Regions from separate parts of the Homo sapiens genome. Here regions 1 and 3 are each linked to region 2. The links are chromatin loops, found by intact Hi-C in ENCODE. Cell type or tissue: PC-9. All regions are shown on one strand.

What was found. A loop is a pair of places that touch in the nucleus more often than their neighbours do. Peaks named below come from ENCODE experiments on the same cell type or tissue, not always from the same donor. Only the 100,000 strongest peaks of a DNase experiment are listed, where the experiment ranks them.
Region 1: it touches region 2 in a loop (3-fold over the local background); 8 of 110 quality-filtered maps call a loop at or near these places.
Region 3: a loop joins it to region 2, with 2.3 times the contacts of the local background. A loop is called at or near these places in 4 of 110 quality-filtered maps.

The regions. Positions count from the first base shown.
Region 1 is chr12:6,681,569-6,689,568 of GRCh38, forward strand. ZNF384 (zinc finger protein 384) reads right to left here and starts at 7,807. Exons shown (of 12, transcript NM_001385745.1): 1 at 7,530-7,807; 2 at 6,599-6,658. RefSeq lists silencers at 7,656-7,765, 7,846-7,925 and an enhancer at 7,659-8,000. In PC-9, a CTCF peak has its summit at 3,273 (motif pointing left); DNase peaks (open chromatin) are centred at 3,235 and 7,473; H3K4me3 peaks cover 2,896 bases; H3K27ac peaks cover 1,447 bases.
Region 2 is chr12:6,960,981-6,968,980 of GRCh38, forward strand. It overlaps PTPN6 (protein tyrosine phosphatase non-receptor type 6), which reads left to right. Exons shown (of 16, transcript NM_002831.6): 16 at 146-336. It overlaps PHB2 (prohibitin 2), which reads right to left. Exons shown (of 10, transcript NM_001144831.2): 4 at 7,431-7,615; 5 at 6,912-7,041; 6 at 6,696-6,799; 7 at 6,191-6,268; 8 at 5,444-5,520; 9 at 4,931-4,936; 10 at 4,347-4,732. The coding sequence ends at 4,705. MIR200CHG (MIR200C and MIR141 host gene) reads left to right here and starts at 2,265. Exons shown (of 2, transcript NR_135032.1): 1 at 2,265-2,368; 2 at 3,221-3,467. MIR200C (microRNA 200c) reads left to right here and starts at 2,719; the gene lies at 2,719-2,786. It also overlaps MIR141, LOC105369634 and SCARNA12. RefSeq lists enhancers at 1-577, 578-1,377, 600-1,118, 927-1,136, 1,378-2,179 and 2 more. In PC-9, CTCF peaks have their summits at 1,052, 1,253, 4,285 (motif pointing left), 4,485 and 1 weaker place; DNase peaks (open chromatin) are centred at 601, 1,361, 2,161 and 4,281; H3K4me3 peaks cover 5,835 bases; H3K27ac peaks cover 6,070 bases.
Region 3 is chr12:6,614,633-6,622,632 of GRCh38, forward strand. LPAR5 (lysophosphatidic acid receptor 5) reads right to left here. Exons shown (of 2, transcript NM_020400.6): 2 at 4,203-6,832. The coding sequence starts at 6,616. The coding sequence ends at 5,498. LOC105369631 (a long non-coding RNA gene) reads left to right here. Exons shown (of 4, transcript XR_007063192.1): 2 at 195-280; 3 at 3,018-3,157. Among named protein-coding and RNA genes, the nearest start is that of CHD4, 11 kb to the left of the region's middle. RefSeq lists enhancers at 5,229-5,750, 5,751-6,271. In PC-9, CTCF peaks have their summits at 83, 3,243 (motif pointing right) and 3,499; a DNase peak (open chromatin) is centred at 3,249; H3K27ac peaks cover 229 bases.

The sequences.
Region 1 (8,000 bases), 280 kb before region 2:
TGAGGATACACTGGAGGCAAACACTAAGATACTGAGAGCTAAAGGGTAGGCTGGGCACAGAAACTCAGTTTTAAGTACTAAGGAAACAGGGAAGGATCTTCAACAAAGGCGCCGAAGCTGAAAATTACTCTAACATAACTCTGTTCCTTATCCTTTTATAGAAAACATCACTTTTTTTGTTCTATTAAACAGCACCCCCAATTTTCATAAAATCTATAAAGGGAAAAACTGTATTTCAGCCTTTTTAAAAAGTAGCGAGGGTGCAATGTACCAAATCTGTGACTACAACAGCTTCACATAAACAGGCTCGCTATTAAATGACCAAAGATCAAGTATACATCAATTCTGTTTTCTGAGTTATAAAACACAATAAAACTAATCAGTATCTGATACAGGTACTAACTTGGTCCTTCCAGCCATAGCTTTACAAAGGGGTCTTACGGCTGAGTGTGGTGGCTCATGCTTGTAATCTCAACACTTTGGCAGGCCTACGCAGGAGGATCACTTGAGGTCTGGAGTTTGAGACCAGGCTAAGCAATATATTTGAGACCGTGTCTCTAAAAAAAAAAAAATTGAAAAAAAAAAAAGAAAAAGAAAAAAAAAGAGGTGAGTGCGGTCGTGCATACCCATAATCCTAGGTATTTGGAAGGCTGAGGTGGGAAAACTGCTTGAGCCCAGGAGTTCAAGACTGCAGTGAGCTATGAACACACTACTGTACTCTAACCTGGGTAACAGAGCAAGACCCCAACTCCAAAACAAAACAAAACAAAACAAAACAAAACAAAACAAAACAAAACAAAACAAAACATGCAAGTTGCGGTGGCTCATGTGTGTAATCCCAGCGCTTTGAGAGGCTGAGGTGGACAGATTGCTTGAGTCCACCAGCATAGGCAACATGGTGAAACCCTATCTCTACAAAAAATACAAACATTTGCCAGGCATGGTGGCAGGTGCATGTAATCCCAGCTACTTGGGAGGCTAAGGCAGGAGAATCATTTAAGCCCGAGAGGCAGAGGCTGAAGTCAGTAGAGATTGCAGTCCAGTCTGGGTAACAGAGAGAAACCCTGTCTCAAAAACAAACAAAAAACAAAACAAAGCAAAGATGGGAGTCTCACGTTTTCAGGCAACAGAATCAAGATACAATCAGATCACAGTTTAAGAGAATTCAATCTTGCCAAACTTTTTGGGAAGGAGCAATCACATCTTTTACATCTGTATCTTACAAATATCCCCAACATACGACTTTATCACCTAAGACACAATTACATATTTAATGAATTGAACAACGGTAGACTACCTACATATAGATTTTGCAGACAATGCTAGGGGTTCAAGTCTCAATGCATAATCCCTGTCTAACCTTCTAGTGGAAAGAAATGACAGACAAGAGATAAGAGTGGTGATAAATGGTGGGAATTAAGTAGAGAATTAAGATGGAGAGAATGGGTGTGGTGGCTCATGCCTGTAATTCCTGCACTTTGGGAGGCTGAGGCAGGTGGATCACTTGAGGTCAGGACTTTGAGACCAGCCTGGTCAACATGGTGAAACCCCATCTCTACTAAAAATACAAAAATTAGCCAGGCATGGTGGCACACGCCTGTAATCCCAGCTACTCAGGAGGCTGCGGCAGGAGAATTGCTTGAACCCAGGAGGTGGAGGTTGCAGCGAGCCGAGATCTAACCACTGCACTGCAGCCTGGGCAACAGAGCAAGACTGTCTCAAAAAAAAAATAAAATAAAATAAAAAAGATTAAAAATAATAATTAGGAGGGAGAATAAACGAAAGAAAGGGCCAATGTATAATTTTCCCAAAAGAATCAAGGAAGTTGGCTGGGTGTGGTGGCTCATGCCTGTAATCCTAACACTTTGGGAGGGCGAGGTAGGTGGGTCACTTGAGCTCAGGAGTTCAAGATCACCCTGGCCAACACGGCAAAACCCCATCTCTAATAAAAATACAAAAATTAGCAAGGTGTGGTGGCACACACCTGTAGTCCCAGCTACTTGGGAGGCTGAGGCAGGAGAATCACCTGAGTGCAGTAAGTCGAGATTGCACCACCACAGTCCAGCCTGGGTGACAGAGCAAGACCCTGTCTCAAAAAAAAAAAAAAAAAAAAAGAATCAAGGAAGTAAAGTAAATGCACTATGGATGTGAAAACGTAGGAAGGAGGAGGCTGAGCACGGTGGCTCATGCCTGCAATCCCAGCACTTTGGGAGGCCAAGGCAGGTGGATCACAAGGTCAGAAGTTCAAGACCAGTCTGGCCAAGATGGTGAAACCTTGTCTCTACTGAAAGTACAAATATTAGCCAGGCATGGTGGCGCACGCCTGTAGTCCCAGCTATTCAGGAGGCTGAGAAAGGAGAATCACCTGAACCTGGGAGGTGGAGGTTGCAGTGTGCCAAGATCGCACCACTGCACTCGAGCCTGGGCAACAGAGTGAGAATCCGTCTCAAAAAAAAAAACTGGTGGACAATATCACCACTATCATTATCATTAAAACTTATTAAGCACTTATTGTGTTCAAGGTAGTGTTCTAAGCACTTTACAACTACTACATCATTTAGTCCCTGCAACAATGAGGTAGGTACTGTAATTCCCATTTGAAATGAGGAAACTGGAGGCACAGAGTCCAACAGTAAATAGCAAAGCAGGAATGTGAATCCAGGCACCAAAGGGCAAGTTAAGGAAAGGGGTTCTACAAGGAACCAAAACCATATAACTGTAGTACACACTTTCTGATGTTATGGCTTGATCCAGGAAATAAAATTTAGAATATTTCCAGGAATGAACTATTTTCCAGCTAGTTCTCAAAAAATGTTTTCAAAATTGAAGTTTTTGATAACAGCAAAATGACATGCAGTTCAAGGTCATATTCCTTATTCTGTGAAACCTCACTTAGCTACCAAGATAACTTACTTTAGGATGACAGAGCCTGAATAAAGAGGCCGGACTTTACAAAGGAAAATAAATAAAAAGCCCCTCCACTTACTTGGATGCCTAGTTTATTGCATCCAATAAACTGGTGTGTCTGGTCCAAGGACAAGACACTACATATGCGTTACCAGCTTCCGATAAATAGGTCAGCCCAAAAGGGAGACCACAGAGAGAACTGCTCATCCAACTATAAGCAACCTTTACCAGCAAAATGACACCTGAGAAATGCTATGCCACTGTGCTACTGATGAGGCTGACTTCATCTTTGTACTCCTGAAATGAGATCAATGGAGAGCTAAGAATCAAAACTATTGCTAGAATACAATGTAAATGGCGCCCCCTAGAGTTGTGTAACAGGGCGTTCTGGGGCCAGATCACTCAAATATCTGCTTACTGTCTGTTTTACCGCTTACTCTATCTTTCGTGGAGGAAATTTCTCCAAATCATCCCAACATTCAATCAGGCACATATCAACATTCTTATCACCCAAAGAAGCCCACTGATGTTACACAGAAAACTCATGTCTACACAGAGAGTGCCAATTTTAATGATTATGCCTATATATTTAAAGAAAGTACTTTGGGAGGCCAAAGTAAGAGAATCACTTGAGCCCAGGAATTCAAGAACAGTCTGGGCAAAATAGGGAGACCCTGTATCTACAAAAAATTAAAAAAGTAGCCGGGCATGGTGGCTCACACCTGTAGTCCCAGTTACTTGGGAGGCTGAGGCAGGAGGATTGCTTGAGCCCAGGAAGTCGAGGCTGCAGTCAGCCATTATCACGCCACTGCACTCCAGTCTGGCCAAAAGAGTGAGACCCTGTCTCAAAAAGAAAAAAAGAAAAAGAAATAGAAAGGAAAGAAAAAACAGAAGAGAAGGAAAGATATAATTTGGTGGAAAGAAAAATGCTGGCAGGCTGAAAATCTGGGTTCTCATATCAACTTTACTATTGCACCAAGCCTCAACTGTTCTGTTAATAGGAAGGGAGGTTTACTGCTGGGCGAGGTGGCTCACACCTGTAATCCTAGCACTTTGGGAGGCCGAGGCAGGTGGACTGCCTGAGCTTAGGAGTTCAAGACCAGCCTGGGCAACATGGTGAAATCCCATCTCTACTAAAATACAAAAAATTAGCTGGGCATGGTGGCATGCGCCTGTAATCCCAACTACTCAGGAGGCTGAGACAGGGAATTGCCTGAACCTGGGAGGTGGAGTGGAGGTTGCAGTGAAAGGAGATCAGACCACTGCACTCCAGCCTGGGCGACAGAGCGAGACTCAGTCTCAAAAAAAAAAAAAAAAAAAAAAAAAGAAGGCAGGTTTACTCTAATTAAGTTGGAGAGTAATTTTCTCTTAAGAGACACAAGGAACTACATATTCCTTCTCCAATCTCAAATCTCAGAAGCCCTCAGGAGATAAAGAAGAGAGACACTATCAAGTATTAATAATAGTCGTGAAACACGGTAGGACTTGAACTCTTGGCCCAGAGCTTTGTCTATCTGACCACATCCTTCCGTAATGCTACCAACCATCCAGGGATAAAGATGACATGGCCTCCAGCAGGTGTTTTTGGCAGATATGGTGAAGACCACCATCTCTTTCCCAGAACCCACTAATTGTTTTTTTACTGTTGTTTTTTCAAATAAAGCATGATTTTCTTTCCCCAAGAAAACAGCATTCCCTTAACACAACCAACCCTTAGAAAACCATGAAATACACTCATCAAGTTCAGTAGCTAGAGAATGGCCTTGGGAATCAAGACTTCTGAATTCTTTTTTTATGAGACAGAGTCTCATTTTGTTGCCCAGGCTGAAGTGTAATGGCGTGATCTCAGCTCACTGCAACCTCCACCTCCTGGGTTCAAGCAATTCTCCTGCCTCAGCCTCCCAAGTAGCTGGGATTACAGGCGCTTGCCAACACATCTGGATAATTTTTGTATTTCTAGTAGAGACGGGATTTTGCTATGTTGGCCAGGCTGGTCTTGAACTTCTGACCTCAGGTGATCCGCTCTCCTCAGCCTCCCAAAGTGCTGAGATTACAGGCGTAAGCCACCGTGCCCGGCCAAGACTTGTGAATTCTAATTCTAGGTCCTATATCAGTGGATGACTCTTAACTATTTAAGTGGATGAATTAACCATTTTACTAGGTTTCTATCAGGATGGAGGATGGAAGAGGATGAGGCCTGTATAAATAAGTTTGTAAGGCATATGGTGATGAGATAAAGGCAGCACAAAAAAGAGAAAGAATGAAATGCCCCAAGTGCTCCTGAAAAGAAGAGTTACAGAAACACTTCCACAAGATGAGGACTATTAGCGACAATTAGTGAAAATTACATAAGGACTACATAATTACAAAGGAACTACCCAAAAGTAACAAATCTATAGCCTCCGGTTTAGAAATCATCTACAAGTAGCATCAACAAGAAAAAGATGGAAAAAAACAATCAACTTGAATTCAACTACAGAAAGAACTTAAGACGCTATTGAGAAACCATTCCAAAACACACAACTGCAGAAAGGTTACCTTAGCTCAAGACTTGAAATGAAGAAACACAGAGAAAGTTTTTTTTGTTTCTCCAAAAGGAAACAAAATCTCTTTCTCTCAGGGTCTAAAGACATTCAAGAAGGGCCATCCCAGTAGGATGTGACGCTTTCCCGCCAGTATCCATAAACTCTTCCAAGTACAAGTAACTCAGAACAAATGCACCCCAATGTTACTGGGAAACATCATCACACCATACACAAACAAACTAAACAGGACTGCTACCACCACACAGCTGGCAACCTGGGCCAACAGCTTCTAGCCTGGGCACCACCGGACCACTTTACCCTGCATCCTGTGGGAGGGACGGCACGGTGGTTCTCCTTGCCCTGTCTGTTCCACTATAAATGATGGATCTGGGGAATGTGAGGCCAAAATAAATAAATAAGACTGGAGAAGAAGAGATATGTACCCAATATTTAATCAACAACTTGGCTCAGAAACCCACAGGGCATTTTATAAACCAACCTCTGGGATCATAAGTTCTGAACTCAAACTCTTTAGGTCCACTCACTGTCATTTTCAGGCTACCCGAAACTCTTCCAGACCTACTTCTGGAGTCTACTCCGTACAGTTTTATCCACTTCACTCCAGACTAACCATGAAGCAGTTTTTTTTTTCCCCTGAAAATTTCATCTTGCCATACCAAATTCAAATAACCCTGTGTCACAGATTCTAATCACTCCACAGACCCACTTCTAACACTCCACTGGACTATTTGGGATAGGAACTCCATTCTAAACTCAGCTCTGCTTGTTCCAGACACAGGAAAGCAATTCCATAAGGACTATATTGGCATTTAGGGTCTTTGTGTCCCAAAGCAGAATAAAGATTTCCCCTTTGGACACAAGGCAACACTATTCAGTGGCTTCACCTGAGCATTTCATATTTCATTCCTGATGAGCATTAGTAGGAATGGAAAGTGATGGGGGATAGCGCCAACTTTTTACACAAAAACTTCCTGACCCTCAAGAGATAATAGAAAAAAACTGATTTCTCTCCACAACAATCTCAGCATTACAATTGCTATTACTTTAAGTATTCTATCACATTGTGAAACACACACACGCCCCATTTGGTTGTGACCCCTTCTCCCCCAAAACCAGAAAAGCCATTAACCCAAAAATCATCTTACCCTCTCTCTCTCTTCCTCCTGCCGTCTTATTCCTTCTCCTTTCCAGGGCTCCTGAACTTTCTGTAAACAAATTGTCTAGGTTACAGGGGCCAGGCAGGGTGCAGCCACCAGAGAACTGTGGAGAACCTCAGGAATTATTTGTCAGCAGTCAGTCTGGAAGGCAGGCAGACCCCCCAGCCAGCAATCCAAAGACGGGTGGATATAATAACAGCAGTCTAGTGCTACCCTCTACGTGGATACAAGAGAAATAAATCCAATTCCCAGAAACTAAGACGAATTCTATCACCAGCGTTTGGGTTTCACTCCTAGGCTCAGAGACTGGTCCTTGTTCGTTCCCAGGCCACAGGTAACCAGGGGTCAGAGAACATTAGAGATGGAGGAGGAGGAGGGTCTGTGCCCCTGAGGAGTGGCTTCAGAAGGCAAAGCTGAGGGCTGGGGGATGCACAAGACCTTGTGGCAGGCACAGTGCCAGTTCAGGCCCAGCCACTTCCTCTAGCCTTCCCCCCACTTCTTCGAGGACTTCGCCCCCTGCCTACCCGAGGCCTTGTGCCAAGAAGTACCTCCCTCAGCCTGCACCGTGGTCTATCTACTGGAGACCCCAGCTGTCCCCTCAAAACCTTCGCTCCCCTGAGACAGTTCCTGGGAGCCTTCTCCTGATGTCGTCCCCTACCCCTTTCTCAAAGACCCTTCCTTGGGACGTCCCTCCTTCCCCTCCAGGGAGCTGAACTCTGCCACCCACCAGACAGGCACCCGCCCCCTAAACCCCCCCATTCCTTCCCATCGCCCGCTCCTCCACAACCACTTCCGGTTCCGGGACGGACACACACACAGTCACATCGTGGACCCCCCCTTCCCCGCCTGCCCAAGGAAAAGGGGAGGGGGGAGGAGCAAGCAGCTTGGCGCGCGCCGGCTGTAGCGGCGCGAGACTCACCGGGCGGCGACGGCTGCGGCGGCGCCAGAGCCTGAGCCAGGGCGCGGGAGGGGCGGCGTTTGCTGGGAAAGGAGGGAGCCGAGGAGGGTGGGAGGACCAGGAAGGGGCGAGGGAGGGGAAAAAGCGCAAGGCGCAGCGCGCGGGCACGCACTTCTGGAGCGAGACAGACCCACACACTCACACGCACGGAACGCGCGCGAGACACCCGCAGGGCGGGGGCGCGAGGTAGTGGGTGGCCCCCCCTCCTTGCTGCCCTCCCCTTGCACTCACCCGGAAGTGGTGCTGCAGCTCGTGCTCCCGCGAACCCCAGTTCCTCCACGCCCCCCTCCCTCCCCCCAACAGGCTCAGAGAAGAGCTCTGCGGAGAGAAGGCGGGAGCGCCGGAAACGAAAAGGGGGGAGGGAGGGAAATAGCAATGTAGGGGGGGCGCTAATGGAGAAAGAGGGGCGTGCAGAAGCCGAGTCACTTCCGG
Region 2 (8,000 bases):
GCCCTGTGTCCTTGGCTCCACTGCCTTCCCTGGGTGGATGGGGTGGCCGCAGCCTCATTCTGTGCTTCCCAGCTGCCCCAGACCCTCTTGTTCCACCTCCAGGTTCCAGCTACCCTCTCACTCCCTCACTCCCTTCTCTTGGCAGCCTCAGCCCTGACCCTGTGGAAGCATTTCGCGATGGACAGACTCACAACCTGAACCTAGGAGTGCCCCATTCTTTTGTAATTTAAATGGCTGCATCCCCCCCACCTCTCCCTGACCCTGTATATAGCCCAGCCAGGCCCCAGGCAGGGCCAACCCTTCTCCTCTTGTAAATAAAGCCCTGGGATCACTGTGTGTCGCCTCTGAGCCCTTTGCTTGCCCAGTGAGTGGGCGGCCAGAGGGCAGGGCAGGATGGGTAACTGTGTGTGCCTCCGTGCGTGCCTCGCGTGAAAGCTCCGCCTTCCGTCAGACGGACGTGGGTCGGGACTCCGCCTCGCACGTGGGAGGGTGACCGTGGGTGAAGCTCCCCAGTCTCCTTCTTTAAAATGGAGGGCGATCATAACAGGGTGGTTGTGAAAAGCACCGAGATGACGGCTGACGATAAGACGGGCACAGTGACTCATCACACGCTTGCCATGTGCCCAGGCACTAAAAGACTACACACGTTAGTTCAGTCTAGGCACTTCTGTCATTCTCATTTTACCGTGGCGGAAACTGAGGGACAGAAAAACTAAGTAACTTGGTCACTTGCCCAAGGTCACAGGGCTATGGAACAGTGAGGCTGGGATTCGAACCCAGGCTGTCTGACCCCAGAGCCCACACTCCTTACCCTGGAGTTGCAGCTGGGGCCACCCTCAGGGGGGCCCTGATCACACTCCCCTGATGCTGAGTTCCAGATCTGAACTAAGAAGAGTAGTTAACAGCCGGAAGCGCAGACCTGAGGCCAGCCCGGCTGCGTCCCCTCTGGCGGGAACAGGGACAGGCTCCTCAGAGCACCCGGGCACGCCCAGCTCCTCCCCTCATCCAGGCCGCTGCTGCCCTTATCCTCTTGGGCAGAGTTTGAAGAGCTGGCTGACGTGAAGAGTGCTTTGTTTTTTGTCCCCTCTTCCTTCCCCCATGTCAGGAGTGGGGTTTCTTCTTTATTTGAAACACTGGTGTCCTGGGGAGTAAAGCCGGTGGGAGTCATCCCTCAGGAAGTGCTGGCGCCCACTCCTGGAAAGGCTGAGACAGCACAGGTCCCAAAGCCCAGAGGCTGGGCGTGCATTACTCAGCAAATCCTTACAGAGCCCCCGGCGTCACAGGCATTCACAGTCCCCCGACCTCCTGGAACTTAGGAGGCTGGTCAGGGAGACAGATTCACAAACCGATCACAAGCATCAAATAATTGCAGGCGGGTATTAAGAAGGAAGCAAACAAAGCCTGGGAGAGAGAACAGCGAGGGATTGAGCAACCCAATAGCTCCCTGGGGCTGTGGCCCTCCAGGGCACGGGTGGGGCAATCACCTGTCGGGCCCAGGTCCCCTCTCCCAGCAACGCCCTTTCTATACAAGCCGCAGCTGCACAAAGGCAAGTCCCACCTCCTCTAACCGCCCTTGGGCTACCTGCCCTTGGGGTGGGACTTGGACTCCACTGAGGGCTGTGCTGTGAGGTGGGTCCGGGAGCAGCTCGGTCCGGAGAGTGGAGCGCGATCGTTCCCTCTGCAGGCCTCAATCGAGGGGCAAGGCTGATGCTCCGGGCCAGCTGGGGTCTCTGGGTAGCGGTGGGTAACTTCACACTAGCGACACCTTGCTGGGACCCGCCTGCCCTTCACAGGCCTGGCGGGGCCTTCTCCCTCCCCTTTCCCTCAGGGGATCCCAGCACAGGCTGGGCACTGCGGGGCGGCACAGCCCAACTCCTGCCCAGCTGACCCCTCGCTGACCTCAGGGATCTCTCTGGCCTGCAGCTCCGCTGTGGGCAGGGTCTGAGGCCACAGAGGAATGGGCTAGTCCTGGGGGCAGCATCTGCTGTGGGGAGGGGACCCAAGGACAGCCCCCGCTTTTTGTACCTCTGGAGACAGGGGTGAGACTAGGCAGGTTGGAGAAAAGAGGCCCCTGGGAGAGGGTGGGAGGCCTAGAGGAGTGGCCAAGCCTTAGAGGAGGTGCCCGTGGCTGGCGCTGGGAGGGAAGGGGTTAAGGCAGTGGGGGGGCAGCCTATGGCAGGAGGACACACCTGTGCGCAGGGTGGCAGGCGGGGCCCAGGTAAGGAGCCTGCGCTGGCTGCCCGGCAGGCGGAGAAGGAAGGAGGAAGAGCGGAGGCCAGGGCGGGCTCTAGGCCGTGGAATCTGGGGCCTTAAAGCCCCTTCGTCTCCCCAGCACCCACTCTCTGGGGGCAGGTGGGCCCGGTGACAGGTAAAGGCCACCAGGGGAGAGGTCCTGGGCTGAGCTTGGGACTGCAGAGGGGGGATGAGGGTGGGTAAATCGGTGTGTGTCGCGGGTCGGGAAAGGCTGCCGGGGGTAGGGGAAGGTGGCTCAGAGGCGGCGGGCCGACGGTCGAGGGGCTTCGGAGGGCCTGCTTGGACTGCAACCTGGGCCTCGTGATCAGCGACCCAGGGTGTGGCTGGTGGCGGGCAGCAGGGCTCACCAGGAAGTGTCCCCAGGGACTCGGGTGGTGGGGGGATGGGAGCCAGGGATCTGCAGCTTTTCCGCAGGGATCCTGGGCCTGAAGCTGCCTGACCCAAGGTGGGCGGGCTGGGCGGGGGCCCTCGTCTTACCCAGCAGTGTTTGGGTGCGGTTGGGAGTCTCTAATACTGCCGGGTAATGATGGAGGCCCCTGTCCCTGTGTCAGCAACATCCATCGCCTCAGGTCCCCAGCCCTTAGCTGGCTGCAGCCCCCTCCCCACTTCCCACGCACCCCGGAAGCCCCTCGTCTTGAGCTGAGAGCGTTGCACAAGGGGTGGTTCTTGTTGGCTGGCTGCCACTAAGGGACACAATGGGCCCCAGCCCCTCCTCCCACCCAGTGCGATTTGTCACCTGGTGGATCCAGAACCCACAGTCGACCTTGAGCTTGGGGTTGGCTCGCCCCCTCTCAAGAGACCTCACCTGGCCTGTGGCCAGGGTCCCCTGTAGCAACTGGTGAGCGCGCACCGTAGTTCTCTGTCGGCCGGCCCTGGGTCCATCTTCCAGTACAGTGTTGGATGGTCTAATTGTGAAGCTCCTAACACTGTCTGGTAAAGATGGCTCCCGGGTGGGTTCTCTCGGCAGTAACCTTCAGGGAGCCCTGAAGACCATGGAGGACTACTGACCAACAACCTCTGACCTTCACCCCTCTGGATGGGGGACGAATCACTAGGCAAAGGGGAACAATGGGAAGGAGACAAAATGGCTGCCTTTACAGCTGCAGCAAGATGTGGAAACACTGGTTCCCTAGGCACCTCCATTGTCTTCCCGCCTTGGGAGCATGAAATAAATAAAGTGTGAAGGGGAACATGAGGAAGACTGATCCAAGTCACTTGACCTGTCTTTTGTCTAGTTGTTTATCTCATCTTAGCCTCCCAGCAACTCAGGATTGGGGCTGCGACGTCTGCTTTGTCTTTCATGATACTCAACCCCAAGCAGAGAAAAATATCTTAAAAATCGAAGCAGATTAACCCAGTCCCTCTGTTCAGATCCACCTGCTGCCCTATCTGCATTTGGCAGTTCCTGGACATACTTTGCACCTATGTTTTGTCTGAGTTCCACATCTTCCTTGTCTCCCCGCAGGGATGGGAAATGGGCAGTAGTGGGAGATTCAGGTATAAACGGTGGCTCTGTTTCTCTGGTGCCTGAGATTCGGGAAGGCCTGTCTTGGGAAGATAAGTGTCAGCTTATCTGTGGACTGAACAGACAGGCACCTGTTCTGTTGGCCCCGGAACTGCGGGCATGAAAAGCCCACCTCCCCAGGGGAGGCCTGTTAGCTAGCAGCTCCTCACGCCTGGTGACTGAGAAATGGAGTCTGGGGGGCCTACAGCAGGCCACGCGATCCACTGGGCTTCTGGGCACAGAAGTGCCTCAACAGGCACAGGCAGGCTCCCCACAGCCACAAGGAACCCTGCTGCCAAGGAAGCAGCTCCTGTTGGGGTCATCAGATTTTTAATCTGGCTCAGCAAAGCCATGGCTGTCCAGCCTTAAAAAAATGGGTGATGTGGGAGAAATGGAGGGTGTGTGAAGAGCACAGCTGGGCCTCGAGAACTCAGGGCCAGCCTTCCCAGCTTGGGTCCTGTTTCGGAGCCCAGGCCTTGCTTCCCCTTAGCCGCCCCAGCCAGATTCTTTTGCGCCCCCTGCTGGCACACACAAAGACAGACCCAGGAGCGCACATGTGAACGTGCGCATGCTTGCTGCCAGTTACCCAGTTCATGAACACGTGAAGCCTTGACTTCAGGTTAAGTAATAAAAATTTATTGAGAATTCCTGGGTTGGTGTTTATCTCCTCCCAGCCTTGAGGGAGGGAACAACACTGTAGGAAATCACTGAGAAATCACGCACTGTCCCCAACAGCCCCAGTTAACACAGGGAGGAGGAAAGTAATTCCCCAGAAAAGGGGCTAGTCTTCAGTCTTCCTTAATCCAAGAGGGGTTCAGGGAACCGGTGTGGGGGACCATCGCATGATACTGGGGCGGGGTAGGGCTGTGCTGGACCCCTGGCTGGCTCCTCAAAAACTGGAGAAGCAGATCCACTTCCTCTGGGGGTGGAGTTCTTGGTGACTAGGCTCATTTCTTACCCTTGATGAGGCTGTCACTGTAGGAAAAAAAAGATAGATAATGACATTATTAGGGGACATAAATGTGAGAGGCAGGACACTCTAGGCCATTCCCTCTACGACCCTCCTACCCTGATTGAGGGTTTGTCTTCGGGGAGGTGGGAAAGGGGGTAGGGTAGGAGGCGGGTACTGGAGAAGGTGGCCTGCAGGACCCCACAGAAGCAACAACAGCTTACCTTCCCCTGTGGTGCCAGATCGCCAGATGAACAAGAAACAGAGAAGAGAAATGCACATGTTAATTGACAGCTTCAGGCCCCACTCAGCTTTGAACCCTCCTTTGCTCCCAAGAGAAAAGATAAACAGGGTTGACAGCCAGGAATCTCAGGCTCATGAAAGGAGGAGGCATGTTCTCATGGCCACTGCTATTTCTCATCTCCTTTCCTAACATCCCTCCATTCACCAGAGGAGTTTGAGGGCTCTTGAGTAAGAAAACTGAGTATCATCTTTCATCACTTTTTGGTTAGATGAAAACTTTATAATTAAAGTGCTTTTTATGTGAATAATCCTATTTGATCTCATAAAATCAATCCTATGAGATGCAAGATAGAAACTGTCAACCACCCCCTTTTCTAATTTTGGTTCAATGTCTCTGAGCCATATGAATAGCTGTAGCAGGCTCCAGAGCCCAAACAACCAGACTCAGGTCCCACGTTCTTGGTGATACCCCACAGTGTGGCCACATCTCTCACCTGGTGAAACTTTCATCCTGTAGGTTCAGCACAAGGTTGTCAGCTGTGAGATAGATACGATTCTGTGATGTGGCGATCTACAGGGCAGGAAATAAGACAGATGCTTGCATTAAGCAAAGACCTCAATTCCGACCCCTGCAATTCAGCAGCTACTTAACATGGAACACATGCAGATTAGGGCAGGGGTGCAGCAATGAGTAACACATGGTTTCTGCTCGCACTTAGGGATCCAGAGCGCTGAGCAGCAGCTATGATTAGAACAAAAGGTCAGGGAACCCAGAGGAATCATTCTTGACAGGAGGAGTATCGGAGAAGCCAATTTTTTATTTATTTATTTTTGAGACGGAGTCTTGCTCTGTTGCTCAGGCTGGAGTGCAGTGGCATGATCTCAGCTCACTGCAACTTCCGCCTCCTGGGTTCAAGTGATTCTCCTGCCTCAGCCTCCTGCGTAGCTGGGAATATAGCTAAACGCCACCACAGCGGGCTCATTATCTTTTGTATTTTTAGTAGAGATGGGGTTTCACCATGTTGGCCAGGCTGGTCTCGAACTCCTGACCTCAGGTGATCCACCCACCTTGGCCTCCCAAAGTGCGGGGATTACATGCGTGAGCCACCGCGCCGGCCAGAGAAGCCAATCTGAGTAGAAACCGGAACAAGCAAGGTTCGAATTCCCTCACCTCAATGTGCCTTAACTGAAAGCACTTTCTCAAGGCAGCCCCATCAGAGACGCTGGGCTGACACACTCACCGTCTTGGAGATATTCTGGGCTGCTCGAATCTTGCGAAGTTTGATGTAGCCAGGGTTCTTGCTCAGTGCTTCTCCAAGGTGAGGAGGGTTAAGGTACACGCAAGGGCAGGTCTCAATCCCTGGCCCTGTCCTTACCACACTCCCTTGCTCCAGTCCTCCTCTGGGCTGTCAGATCCAAGGTTGCGCTCAGGTGGCTTGTGCCCAGCCCTACCGTGGACCCCACCTGTGGGCCTCCCTGCAGGCTGCTGCCAGGAACTAGGGGCAGCACCAGAAATGAAGGCAAGGCCACCAATGCTATTGATCTGGCCTTACAGTGGGGAGTCATGGCTCAGGTACTACCACTAAGATTTCAGATCTCATCTGTAGTCCCCACCCCCAACAAGGAGCCAAGGGCCAGAGAGCACGGAGTCGCATTCGCCTTAGTCTCATCAGCCTGCCCATGAAGGAGAATGGGGAACTCAGGTGCCCTAGGGGCTGGGCTGAGATCTCTCCAGCAGAAGGATATCATCTTGGCAGCCTCGGCCTCACCCTCGGCCTGCACAATTTTCTGCCGCTGTTCCTGCTTTGCTTTTTCTACCAAGAATTGGGCCCGCTGGGCCTCCTGCTGGGCTGTGGTGGGAGAGAGTCAGGGAGACCCTGTCCTGGGTCAGGAGCCCCACCCATGGAGTCTTTCCTCCTCCTGCATCTCAGAAGCCCTCACCCCACGGCTCTTGCGACTCACCCACTTGTTTGGCTTCTACAGCAGCTGTGTACTCTCGGCTAAAGCTCAGCTCTGTGATGGCCACATCATCCAGGATGAGGCTGAAGTCCTTGGCCCTCTCTGTCAGCTCCCGGCGGATCAACAGGGATACCTGAGGGCAGGGGTGAAGAGGGGAAGGGAGGGGTGGTTTGAGGGGACTGGGGAGCTGAAAGGAAGGTTGCGACCCCTAACCCTTCACTCTCAATACAACATGCACTGCCTTAGCTTCCTGTCAGGCAAACCTGTAACATAAGCCTCTCTGCTCGAAGAGGTGCAGGAAAAGCCAAGACTTGGCCATTTTCCTCTGTGCTTCCTAACACCGAGTGCTATCGAGTTCTAATGCTGGCTCTCCTTATTTCACAGTGGCAATTAGCACAGCTTTTAGGTGGAAATGGCACTAGGGTGACAATGCTTTTCTAATAAGCTGCCTTTCCTAATTCCCAATACTCTGGGCCTAGGAAGGAAAGGCTGACACCACGCAGATGGTGGTGGGAGTCAGACCTGGGCCCGCTGGGTGATCAGCTGTGAGGCATTGAACTTGGCCACCACACTCTTGAGCACCTCGTTGACAATGGACGGCAACACTCGTTCCTCGTAGTCCAGCCCTAGGCGCTGGTACATGCTAGGAAGCTCCTGAGCATTGGGTCGAGACAACACTCGCAGGGAGATATTCACCATCTGTAGGTCTGAGATTGAGGTCAGCAGTGGCTGGTCAAGGCCAAACACCCTTTCCCAAGCATTTTCTCCTTCATGTTCCTCCCTGTATGCCCTGTGCAATGGTGTACAGCCTGGCACTACCCTGGGGGGAGGAGAGTTAATCAGGCTGACAAGGAAGACAAGACGCAGCACAGCTGAAATGCACCCTCACCCACTGTGAAGCCTTGAACTGCAAACCCCGTCACCAGCAGAGCTGACTACTCTTTCCCCCTCTGTACTCTGTGCAACCTCTAACGTGGGCGCTTTCGTGCTGTACCGTAATCATGTCTCCTGTAAGGACTTGGGGGACAAGAATTGTGTTTAATGAATCTTTTATTCCCAGGGCCCAGTCTAGTAAATGAATAAGCGACCTGC
Region 3 (8,000 bases), 350 kb before region 2:
TGGGGCATCTAGAGTACCTTTCAAAGGTGGGCTCCTTGACCCTCACAATAACCCAATAAGTGGATATTATGAGCCCCATTTCACAGAGAAATGGGAGAAAACAGAGGCTCAGAGAGGTCAAGAAATTTGTTGAAGCCACATTGCCAAGAAGTGAGAGAGTTGAAATTAATGCCCAGATTTGTTTGATTCCAAAGTTCTGGAGCCTTTGGGATTCCCCAAACCCTGAGTGAGAAAGTTCACCTTCCAGGACTTTCCGTGCTCCTCTGGCAAGGACAACATGGTGAGAATTACCCCAACTTGTCCAGGGCCTTCCTGTGTGAGATTAACCTTCCGTTCCCCGTTTCTTCCATGGGACTCCAGGTGGCAGCCTCGAGGGAATTCCATCTTCAGGATGGTTGAGGACCAAGAAGGAAGAATCTCTGCCCTCCTTTGATATCCCTTACCTCTGCCCTGGCTCTCCTAAATTTGTTTTAAGATTAATGATTGTGGCCGGGTGTGGTAGCTCACACCTGTAATCCCAGCACTCTGGGAGGCAGAGTCAGGCACATCACATGAGGCCAGGAGTTCAAAACCAGCATGGCCAACATGGTAAAACCCCGTCTCTACTAAAAATACGAAAATTAGCTGGGCGTGGTGACGCACGCCTGTAATTCCAGCTACTAAGGAGGCTGAGGCAGGAGAATCACTTGAATCTGGGAGGGGGAGGTTGCAGTGAGCCGAGATGGCACCACTGCACTCCAGCATGGATGACAGAGCAAGACCTTGTCTCAAAAAAAAAAAAAAAAAAAAAAATTAAGGCCAGGAGCGGTGGCTCATGCCTGTAATCCCAGCATTTTGGGAGGCCGAGGTGGGCGGATCATGAGGTCAGGAGACGGAGACCATCCTGGCTAACCTGGTGAAACCCTGTCTGTACTAAAAATAAAAACAATCAGCTGGGTGTGGTGGCACGTGCCTGTAGTCCCAGCTACTCGGGAGGCTGAGGCAGGAGAATCACTTGAACTTGGGAGGCAGAAGTTGCAGTGAGCCGAGATCGTGCCACTGCACTCCAGCCTGGGTGACAGAGCAAGACTCGATCTCAAAAAAAAAAAAATAATAATAATGATTGTTACTCTTCCCAGCTCCTCTCACCATGTGGAGGGACCATCCTACCGAGGAGACAGACTTTGAGGAAGGGTGAACCAAGGGATGGTCCCTGCTCAGTGTACACAATCAGGAGTGCTGCCTTGGAGATGTAGGGTACATCACAGGCTGGGGGAGGGGAGTCATGGCCAACTGCCTGAAGTCTTAAGGCATTCTGCCTGTGTGTGGGCCCTCGATGTGGTGTATTTTAGGGCCCAACACAATTAGAACCTTGAGTGAGCCAGCTCTCAACCTCCCCAACCCCTACAGCCACATGGTGTTCAATAAACAGGGGGCTGAGACAAACGGAGAGGGAAGGGGCGGGTGTGCTGTAGGGCAAGTGGATTAGGGGCATGGAGGAAGAACTGGGAAGAGGAGGACCAAGATGATGCAGCAGATTCAAGGCAAGCCAGGCAGTTGAAAGAGGTGGCTACATGAGGAGGGGAGGAGAAGGAAGGAAACCCGGGGTGGTATGTAACAGGAAAGAAAGTCCCAGGAAGGAGAGGTATACTGCAAAAAGCAGGAGTTTGGGAGCCAAATTACAGACTGAGCCACTTTCTAGTTGTGTGACCTTAAGACCTCAGATTCTCCAGGGTGTTTCATCTGTAAAAGGGATGAACATCATCTCCAACTCAGATTATATTATTTAATATAATAAAGAAGATAATGCATCTTAAGCGCTAACTTGAAATCTTGGCATACAGAAGAGTATTTTTTAAACCTGCTAAAAGGCCGGGTGCAGTGGCTCACGCCTGTAATCCCAGCACTTTGGGAGGCCGAGGTGGGTGGATCACCTGAGATCAGGAGTTCAAGACCAGCCTGGTCAACATGGTGAAACCCTGTCTCTACTAAAAATACAAAAATTAGCCGGGCATGGTGGCGGGCGCCTGTAATCCCAGCTACTCAGGAGGCTGAGGCAGGAGAATAGCTGGAACCTGGGAGGCGGAGGTTGCAGTGAGCAGAGACCACCAACTGCACTCCAGTCTGGGCAACAAGAGTGAAACTCCATTTCAAAAACAACAACAACAACAAAAACTGCTAATGCTCATTCCCGTCTGTCTAAGATTTTCCCCTTCTCTATCTTTGGATTTTCATAGACCTTAAATAGAGCAGCTTCAGGGCATGGGGTGAGGGCTCTGGACTTCATATTGCTCTCTTAGTCTTGGGGAACCCTATGAAAATGGCCTAATCTATTCTTGCCTCTCTGTTCTCTTGATGGAAAGCCTTTGGATATCTGAATGGGGGGAAATAGTCCACCAGGGCTTTGACACCAGAGATTTCACATCAGAGACAATGTATTGCCATCTAGCTCTTCCACAGGCCATGGCCACACTTGTCCTGGGCTATTGTAATGGCCCCCTGACCAGTCTTTCGTTTCTTTAGACTTTCCCCCCCCATCATTTTCCTACAGTTTATTCCACACAGTTTGTCAGTGTGAGCAAAACCTCACTCAGGAGCCTCCGTGGGCTTCCCATTGCCCACTAAACCAACTGCCAGCACCTTACCCTGCATTCTTGTGTTTTCTGCCTGGCATTATAGTTTTTGTTTACTTGTTCTATGGTTCTCACTAGATTGTAAACTACTTCACAGCAAGATCTGACTGTTCATTCATTCAACAAATATTTACTGAGCACTTTCTCTGTGCCAGGCACTGTTTTAGATGCTGGGGATCATCAGAGAATCAAGCAAAAATCCATGCCCCCACAGAACTTACATTCTACCTAGGATATAGGACGGGGTGGCGGAGATGATAAACTATAAAAATTAGAATAAATAAATTATATAGTATGTTGAAAAGTGATACATGCCGTGAGTTGTAATTACTTTGGAACTCACGTACCTGCCTATAAAAGTACTCAAGTAATCTTTAAAAATTGTGTTTGATTCTGTTTGAATAGGGCAAAGTGCTAAGATTTTGGACTACGAGGTTTGGCGCTGCCAGTGCTCTCAGGACAGGAAGGGCACAGGTCTTGAACCCTGAAGATGAAGAGAGATGGAGCAGGTGCTAATCACCAGGCCTCTTCCAGAGCGGCTGGAGGTAAGTGCCGGGCTCCAGGCTCCAATCTCCACCCAGATGGAGAAAGGCCCAGATTTCATGGCTATCCCTGAGGAATCTGGGTCAGTTCTCTGATTTGGCCACCAGGGGTCATTTTACCCCTGTAAATCACCATCTGGAGCACTTGGCATAAAGGCACACACAAAAGGCTACCCTGGACTAAAACAGACACAAACGGAGAACCCTGACACACACACACACACACACACACACACCTCTCTCTCTCTCTCTCTCACACACACACACACACACATTCTCTCACACACACAGAGTGCGTGCACACACAGATAAAAATACAGTATTGAGACATAGGGACAGAAATGCTATAGGACGCACACAGGGCAACAGCTCCTTCAGTAATGCCAGGGTCTGAAGATGTCCACAAGTGCCAACTCTGCAGCCCCTCCGAGCCCCCAACTTGGGTGAAGAGGGAAGGAATAGCCGGGCACAATGGCTCATGCCTGTAATCCCAGCACTTTGGGACGCAGGCAGATTCACCTGAGGTCAGGAGTTCGAGACCAGTCTGGCCAACATAGTGAAACCCTATCACTACTAAAAATACAAAAAATTAGCCGGGTGTGGTGGTGTGCACCTGTAATCCCAGCTACTTGGGAGGCTGAGGCAGGAGAATCCTATGAACCCGGGAGGCAGAGGTTGCAGTGTGCTGAGATCGCGCCATTGCACTCCAGCCCAGGTGACAGTGCGAGACCCTGTCTCAACAAAAAAAAAAAAAGAGGGAAGGACTAGTAGGTGGCCCATTTCCCTTGCTTCCAGCGTGCTGAGAATGGACAGCCTATTCCTGTCCTCCCATCTCACTCTTAACTTCCCCATAAACTTTTCTCTCCTGGCTGTGGCACAGTTCCCTTTTCCCTCCCCCAGAGAAGCCCCATCCCCTCTGCCTGAGTGTATGACTAGTTCCACCCCCCAGTCTCCATCCCTGCCCCAGGGCTGCTGCTCTGATATGCCCAGGGTAGTGTTCCATTTTATGTACTACTCCTAGGGCCGCAGGAAAACCCTGAGCCATGAAGACTATCAGTAGTGATTAATTTATTTAGCACTGCCCTCTCCCCACAGTAATAAAAAGCACTGTACATAATGCCCTGGGAAGAAGTTAGACATGAACTCCAATACTTCAGGACAAGTATGGTTCTCAAAGTGTGATCCAGGGACCAACCCTCTGAGGAAGTCCACGAGGTCAAGCTATTTTCATAATACTGCTACACAGATGTTATTTGTCCCTTTCACTCTCATTCTCTCACAAGTATACTGTAGAGTTTTCCAGAGGCTTCATGAAGTGTGTGTGGTGACATTATTGCTCCCATGGCTAATGTAATGTGTGCATGTGTATTTATTTTAAAAATGTATTCGCTTTAATTTCTAGTATGGTAAGTATCAAAAGAACAAAATATAAGCAAAGCTCTTTGAGATCCTCAATTTCTAAGAGTGGGGTCTGAGACCAAAAAGTTTGAGAACCAGTGCTTTAGTAGAAAGAATTTTATCCTTACTCTGGACAAAGGAGAGAGAGGGAGAGAGAGAGAAGAGGAGAAGAGAGAGGAGAGGAGAGGAGAGAGAAGAGAGAAACGAGAGAGAGAGAAAAAGAAAGAATATTAAGGACCTAAAATGGAGGAGGCCTGGAAAAGGGGATGTGATGGAAGAAAGGATAACCTAAAAAGGGTTTGGACTTGGATGTTGTTGAGGGGGAAACTCTAAGTTAGTTTTGCCTTGCCCCAACTATCCCATGCTGGATGCCAAGTCTAAATTGTCACAAGTCACTATGCGAGAAAGAATGTAGTTCTGTCCATAGGAACTCTTGTATTAGGCCTCAGTGGTGAGCAGGGGAAGCCTAGGCCGAAATGAAAGGGGGTGGCATCCATGAGCCTAGACAGAAGTCAGCAGATGAACAGGCATCTCAGTAGCTTTGTCCACCAAACCTGGTGCTCTTCAGCTCTCAGGCCCCTGTGGCGGTTTAGATCCAGAATGCCCATTTTCTGTTCCATCTAACCAGCTTTTAGCAGTTTAATGCCCTGCCCACCCAAAGGCATTTCGTCCTCTTCTGCCCTCTGCACGGGTGGGCTCTCTGCATCACTTCCCACCGCTGGAGAAGGGGTGCTCTGCGTGCTCACAGTTTAAAGAAGCCATTTCCAGCAGCACTGCCTTCCCTGGGCCCTGGCTTCCACACTTTGTACTCTTCTGCGTTGCTAAGCTGGAATTGCCACCCAAAGGTCCAAGTGCCCAGCCCACCTTCTTGTGTGTACACCCTGTAAGCCTCCCAGAACGAGAGGCGTTGGGAGTCGGGCACGGACAGCGCAATGGCATGTGTGTTCAGAGGGCGGAATCCTGGGGACACTGTGTGAAGGAAGACAGAGAGTGGGAGTCGGAGGGTCGGAGCAGCCCCTGACTGGCGGCATCCGGCCTGGTGGCGTCGGTGGTGACGGCGGACCTTTCGGATTGCGCGAGCGCCGCCCGCGTCCCGTTGGTGGCCGAGGTCCTGGCCCGGTGCGGAGTGCCCAGGCCGCGCAGGGTGTTGCGGAAGCCCTCGGCGCTAAAGTAGTACACCAGCGGGTCCAGCACGCAGTTGGCGCCGGCCAGCAGCACCATCACCATCAGCACCCCGCGCACGCGATCGCGGGCAGGCACGCTGGCCGCCACCAGCTTGCTCCGCAGCAGCCCGTAGACCGCCAGCGTGCTGTTGTAGGGCACGAAGCACAGCAGGAAGATGACGAGGTTAGCCAGCAGGAGGCGCACGGTCTTCCGCCGCCGCTGGCTCTGCGTGGCGTCGGGGCGCGCCAGCGTCCAGAAGACTCGGCCCGACGAGTAGACCACCGCCGCCAGGGGCAGCAGGAAGCCCAGCGCCTCGGCCAGCAGCACGAGGGGCAGCAGCCTGCCTTTCCACAGCTCGTCGCTGAAGCTCTCGAAGCATAGGCGCACCTCGAGGTCCCGGTAGCGGCAACGCGAGGGCCTGTGCACGCGGGCGGCGGGCACGGCAAACACCAGGATGAGCGCCCACACGCCCAGGCAGAGCAGCCGCGCCACGCGGGGCCGCCGCAGGTGGCGCAGTCGCAGCGGGTGCACGATGGCGGCGTAGCGGTCCACGTTGATGAGCATCAGGAAGATGCAGCTGCCGTACATGTTCATCTGGAAGATGGCGCCCGTCGTCTGGCACAGGAGGTCGGGGAAGGGCCAGTGGTGCAGTGCGTAGTAGGAGAGACGAACGGGCAGCGAGAGGGTGAAGAGCAGGTCGCTGGCCGCCAGGTTACACATGTACACGCTCACCACCGAGTGCACGCGCAGCGCGCGCAGGAAGACCCAGAGGGCTAGCGCGTTGAGGGGGAGCCCGGCAGCCAGCACCAAGCTGTAGACCACCAAGTGCAGGCGGTGGGTAGGTCGGTAGTCAGGACACGGGAGAACAGAACTGTTGGTTGAGGAGCTGTTGGCTAACATCGTGCCAAAGTGGGATTGGGAGCTAGGCTGGGGATGCCATGGAGCACACCAGAATCATGGCATGGCATTCACCTCCGGGGCTGGGGCCTAGAGGCTGTACAGACATGGTCCCAAAACAAGCAGAGGGAGGTCATGGGAATGTGGGCTATGGCTGCAGGGACAGATGGCTGCCAAGGGTTGGGTGCGTTTGGTCACAGCTTCATCAGCAGCAGAGACCTGGAATAGGAAGGCAAGCCGGAAGTTATACAGAGACAGGGCTGCACACACAAATGTTTAGCTCCACTGGCAGGCCTTCTGAATCTTTTCTCAGCCTCAAGTCTGCCATTGGGCTAGAATAGGTTCCTACGGCAGGACTATATAGTATAGTGTTAAACACCCAGGTTTGAAGGCAGGGACTCGGATGCCTAGGTTTAAATCTTGGTTTTGCTAACTTGCCTAGTTGTGTGACTTCAAAAAAATTAATCTTGGCTGGGTGCAATGGCTTACACCTGTAATCCTGGCACTTTGGGAGGCCAAGGCAGACCAATTGCTTGAACCTAGGAGTTGGGGACCAGCCTGGGCAACACGGCGAAACCCCATCTCTACAAAAAAATACAGGGCCAGGTGCAGTGGCTCACACCTGTAATCCCAGCATTTTGGGAGGCCGAGGCGGGTGGATTACCTGAGGTCAGGAGTTCGAGACCAACCTGTCCAATATGGTGAAACCCCATCTCTACTAAAAATACAAAAATTAGCTGGGCGTGGTGGTGCACACCTGTAATCCCAGCTACTCGGGAGGCTGAGACAGGAGAATCGCTTGAAACCAGGAGGCAGAGGTTGCAGTGAGCTGAGACTGTGCCATTGCACTCCAGCCTGGACAACAAAAGTGAAACTCTGTCTCAAAAAATAAAAATAGCCAGGCGCGGTGGCTCACGCCTGTAATCCCAGCACTTTGGGAGGCCGAGGCAGGTGGATCACCTGAGGTCAGGAGTTCGAGACCAGCTTGGCCAACATGGTGAAACCCCATCTCTACTAAAAAAAATACCAAAAATTAGCCTGGCATAGGGGCGGGCGCCTGTAATCCCAGCTACTCAGGGGGCTGAGACAGGAGAATTGCTTGAACCTGGGGGGTGGAGTTTGCAGTGAGCCAAGATCGCGCCATTGCACTCCAGCCTGGGCAACAAGAGTGAAACTCCATCTCAAAATAAATAAATAAAATAAAATAAAAAATAAAAATAAGGCTGGGCGTGGTGGCTCACATCTGTAATCCGAGCACTTTGGGAGGCTGAGGTGGGCGGATCACCTGAGGTCAGGAGGTTGAGACCATCCTGGCCAACATGGCAAAATCCTGTCTCTACTAAAAAAAAAAAAAAATTAGCCGGGCGTGGTGGCAGGCGCCTGTAAT